Linked DNA regions of Mus musculus: region 1 is linked to region 2. A link is a loop called in an ENCODE intact Hi-C map of the cell type or tissue named here. Cell type or tissue: left cerebral cortex. All regions are shown on one strand.

Evidence for each region. Peaks named below come from ENCODE experiments on the same cell type or tissue, not always from the same donor. Only the 100,000 strongest peaks of a DNase experiment are listed, where the experiment ranks them.
Region 1: it touches region 2 in a loop (3-fold over the local background); 3 of 42 quality-filtered maps call a loop at or near these places.

Annotation. Positions count from the first base shown.
Region 1 is chr7:28,900,529-28,903,028 of GRCm38, forward strand. Actn4 (actinin alpha 4) reads right to left here. Exons shown (of 21, transcript NM_021895.3): 12 at 1,349-1,499. Among named protein-coding and RNA genes, the nearest start is that of Gm44700, 13 kb to the left of the region's middle. In left cerebral cortex, no CTCF peak of the experiment used is centred here; DNase peaks (open chromatin) are centred at 963 and 2,473; H3K27ac peaks cover 2,500 bases.
Region 2 is chr7:28,825,235-28,827,734 of GRCm38, forward strand. It overlaps Ech1 (enoyl coenzyme A hydratase 1, peroxisomal), which reads left to right and starts at 104. Exons shown (of 10, transcript NM_016772.1): 1 at 104-178; 2 at 640-844; 3 at 951-1,039. The coding sequence starts at 127. In left cerebral cortex, a CTCF peak has its summit at 1,090; DNase peaks (open chromatin) are centred at 32, 527, 784, 972 and 1 more place; H3K4me3 peaks cover 1,096 bases; H3K27ac peaks cover 1,417 bases.

The DNA.
Region 1 (2,500 bases), 75 kb after region 2:
CACAACGTAGCAAAGACCAGCTACAATCTTATTACAAAATTATTCTAAAGCTAGATGTGGTGACCCATGTCTTTGATCCCAGTACTGAGGGGTAGAGGATCAAGTCTGAGGCTAGCCTGGTCTACACAGAAAAACCCTGTCTTTGGAAAAAAACAAAACAAAACATCTAGCTGTACTATTTTATTGCTGCTGCTAATCTCTGATGTGGCTGGTGTATAAGTTAAGCTTTGTGACAGGCACAGACAATGACAGAGGAGACGCAGGTACATGCACTCTGTCTCCCTCTGAAGCATGCACACACTGCACCCTGGCACTTGCTTGGCTGACTTGAGAAATGCTGGGCCGATAAATGTAACATTCTTGTTGGTTAGGCATGGACTCCAGAGAGTTCTGTGATACTGCTGTATACCCAACAATGGGATGGCACCCAGGTAGCCTCCTTTCCTTCCTCTGGGGCCATGTCTAGAATTTTGTTTCTGGGGCTGCCTGACCTTGCCTCAGGGGAACAGGCCTCATGAGGCTGGGACCTAGTATCTGAAGAGTAGCCTAGCCCAGCTCTCCAAGTCTTTATTTCAGGGGCATCTCACCTGTCACTCATATGTAAGTGCTACTTGCATTTCTTTCCTTGGTTTGGACGAGCAGGTCTCTGGAGGGTAACCCCAAGGTACCAAAGTTATTGGTCACAAAAACCTCTGGTATGCAAATGTGCAAACTGTGGCCAACTGTAGTGGGAAGCAGGAAGAAACTAGCCCTGTTTCTGTGGTCCCACTGGCAAGGGTGGGAAGGCCTTGCAGAATTGCTCAAGTTTGGGGTGAATAGTGGGTGGGGGTGTCTGCGGAAAGAGCAGCTCCAGCCAAGGATCTTATTTTGGGAGCTCCCTTCAGGGCCTGTGGATTTTCCATGATGTAATGGACCAGGCCTCCCATTCCCTGGCCCCGCCTTGTTGCTGGCCACTGTAATAAGGGCCCCATTCATTGGCTCTTGAGGTGCAGTGTACTAACTGTGTGCACAAATTTATGTGACTGGGCAGGGGAAGAGAGGGACACTGGCTGCCTGGAAACCCTTACAGTGACTGTATTCTGAGCAGGAGGGACAGGAGCAGGCAGAACAACAGGCTCACTGTACAGCACTCCCCACACAGGGTGGCAGGCTGGGGAGACAGGCACCCTTAGAATCTGAGGTCATGCCTGTGCTGGAGAACCTAGGTCCCTTCTGCCTGTTGGTGCTGGGACAGCATGGGCAGAAGCCTTCATTCTGTAAGGCTCTCCCGGTGTTTAGGAGGAGCCAGGGTTGAGAGCTGGGGACAGAACCAAGCTCGCCGCTGATGATGCCATAGGGGCACACGTACTTGAGCTCCTGAGCAATTGCAGCAATCTGCTCCACTCGGTCCTGGTGTGCAGCCAGGTCACTTTCAAAGGCCTCATGTTTTCGGATCAGAGCTTTGATGTCTGACAGGGTGGCTGTCTCGTAGTCCCGTTGCTTCAGCATGGCCTCCTTCCCTACAGGTGTGGCAGAGGCACCGTAACAGTCAAAGAGCTGTCTGACAGGCCGAGGTGCAGCAGAATGGACATTTGTTACCGCAGAGGATGGAGCCTAGTACTGGAACCTTCCTCCTTGCCCTTGGGGAAACTCCAAGCCCATTTATGTTTTGTGCAGTTCTGTACAGACTTACTGATACTTGGTGTTTACGGGCCTGAGACAGATATCACAGTGTAACTACTATGCTCTAAATAGTATCTCTTACTGGTAAGAGAACCAGGATAGAAGGGTTGATACCAAGGCCGAAAAGTTACAGACACCCATTTGTGGACATGGTGACTGAGAGAAGCCTTGGGCTTTTAGCCAGGCCTATGGGGATCAGGAAAGGGACAAGCCTGGAGTCTGGGCCCAGGAGCTGTGCCTGCGCCAGCTTTTTAGAGCCAGTTCTCCTGGGTGGTGGTCCTAACCCAGTCTTGTCGCCCCACCCGCTTTCTTGGCACAGTGGGTGGGGCTGTCCAAACCCTTTGAAGGAAGGGAGAAACACTGTTATTAGTCCTGGAGCCGGGCTAATTACATGCCCAGAGCAAAAGCCCAAGCAGCCTACTAGTAAGTTAAGGGACGACAGGCTACTTACTGAGGGAAATGCCAGCCAGGATGGCAGTCAGGCCTCCACTTTTTCCCTCAAGGAGCCCTGTTTCCAATGGCCTCTGGGCTTACCCTCAGATCAGCCCCCAGAACACCTGGGGCAAACAGTTGGCACCCCTTGGCCAATCTCCCCTTTGTAAAACAGTGCCAGCAACAACATCTATGCGGCCTTGCCCATCCTGAATTTTAGCAAGATGATGGTTAAGAATGGAAAGAGTTGCTGCCACCCCCACTCAGCCACTCCCAGCCTCATCTGCCTAGCAACTGCCAGCCACCCTCAGGCCAGGGCTGGCACCAGGAGGCGAGAGGTGGACTTGGAAAACAGACTCCATAGGCCTACCACCCCCGCCCCAGGCTGGAGGGCTTAACCACAAGG
Region 2 (2,500 bases):
GGGACCTCGCTGCTAAAGGGCGGTGGCCGCGGTGGCTTCGGTGCCCTTGACCAACATGGCGAACGTTCGTGCCCGCCCCCTAAGTTTTTCTTCGGGAGTAAGTCGCACAGCTCCGGAGCTCCAGAAATGGCTACCGCGATGACAGTTTCCAGTAAACTCCGCGGCCTGCTGATGCAGCGTGAGTTACCCCTTAATCCGTGGGGGCTCGTTTTTGTGTCGTCTTGTTATAGCGGCGATAAGACGGGAAGTCTGCCTGGGTCGCTTTAAACTCAGGAGTCCTTTTGTAATTTAAAATGAAATTATAATTTTTTAGGTCTGTCTTTCAACCTGAATTCTTTGTCCCCAATCTTGGGTCATTTCCACAAACAAGGGTCTAATGTAGTCTCAGACTGAAACTTGGTTTTTCGAGACAGGATTTCTCTGTGTAGGCCTGGCTATCCTGGAACTCTCTGCAGACTAGGCTGGCCTCGATCTGAGATCGGACTGCTTCTGCCTTCCAAATGCTGCCTCCCAACCACCTCCTGGCTTGCATACCCTAATCTTAAAAGTTATGTCTGGTCATGCCAGCGCCCCTAAAGAGCATATACTGTTAAAATGTCCCCATTCTAGGCTCTCAAAGTCTCTTCCTTGTCTCCCCAGAGCTGAGAGGTACCAGCCAGCTGTACTTCAACATCAGCCTTCGATCTCTGAGCTCCTCTGCACAAGAGGCCTCCAAGAGAGCCCCCGAGGAAGTCTCAGACCACAACTATGAGTCTATTCAAGTCACAAGTGCCCAGAAGCATGTTCTCCACGTGCAGCTAAACCGGCCAGAGAAGAGGAATGCCATGAACAGGGCTTTCTGGAGGTCTGGCCTGCAAGCCCACAAGCCTATCTGCTAGAGGAGACAGAGGTGGGCAGGGACAGGGGCTTCCCACTCCAGATATAACCCTTTACTTCTTATGCCTCTGCAGGGAGTTGGTGGAATGCTTCCAAAAGATATCCAAAGACTCGGACTGCCGGGCTGTTGTAGTCTCCGGTGCAGGAAAGATGTTCACTTCAGGTACTTGTCTGCCTGCTGGCGCCTCTCCCCCTGCTGGGGCAGCCATGCTAGCAGTTTTCTTTGCTGATTTTGTCACTTACTCTTTTTTTTTTTCCCTCCCCTGGCTGGCCTGGAACTCTCTATTTAGACTAGGCTACTCTAGAAGTTGAAGTAATCCTCCTGCCTCAGCTTCCTAAATGTTGATGCTGGGATTGTAAACATGACTCAATGCTTTGGCCTCCTTTTGTTTCTAGAAGGAAACAAAAATACTGGGCCGGTGGCATGTGCCCTTAGTCCCAGCACTGGAGTGGCAGAGGCCAGTGGCTCTCTGGGAGTTCACGGCCATCCTGGATGACAGAGCCAGATCTAGGACAGCCAGGGCTGCACGGAGGAATCCTGTCTAGAAAAACCAAAAAGAAAAAGTTACTTTTATTTTTGTGTGCGCGTGCATGCACACGTGTGCAAAAGTTAGATGACGGCTTTTGGAAGCTGGTTCTATCCTTCCCCATGATCAAGTGGACCTGGATGCTGGTCCTGCTCGCCTGCAAGCCTTCAAACTCCTTTTCCTGCTGAGCCATCTTGCTGGCTCCATAGTGGTTCTCAATGAAAGTTTTTATTTTTATTTATTTATTTTTTAAAGACTTATGATTATATAATAATATGTAACATAAGATCCCCCTAGGGCTGGTGAGATGGCTCAGTGGGTAAGAGCACCCGACTGCTCTTCCAAAGGTCCGGAGTTCAAATCCCAGCAACCACATGGTGGCTCACAACCATCTGTAACAAGATCTGATGCCCTCTTCTGGTGTGTCTGAAGACAGCTACAGTGTACTTACATATAATAAATAAATAAATCTTTAAAAAAAAAAAAAAAAAAAAATCCCCCTAGGGCTGGACTAACAGGTTGGGTGTGATCAATTTGACAGTGTTGGCTCACAACCATCTGTAATGAAATCTCATGCCTTCTTCTGGTGCATCTGAAGACAGCTACAGTGTACTTAGATATAATAATAAATAAATCTTTTTTAAAAAGTATATAGGTTCTTAACTGTTGAGCTACGCCATTAGTCCTCAGTGGGTTTTTGTTTGGTTGGTTTTCTGAGACAGGGTTTCTCTGTGTAGCCTTGGCTATCTCGGAACTTGATCTGTAGACCAAGTTCAGGCTGGCCTGGAACACAGAGATCTGTCTGCCTCTGCCTCCTGGGCACTGGGATTTAACAGCTTGCACCACCATGCCCAGCTTTTTTTTTTTTTCTTTTTTTTTTTTTTTCAGTCTAATTTAAAACATTCACCCGTGTGTGGGTGTGTGTACTCAGGAGTTGGCTCAAAGCCCAGAATTCCCTCCCTACCACAAATTCAAGCATAGAAATTAGCTCAACAGAACCTGCTAGGATCCTGAAGTTGGATTAACCGCAGTAGATCTGTAACCTTGAATGAGGCTCTGGACCTTTCAAAACCTACAGGGGTGTCTAGCCAAGGGTG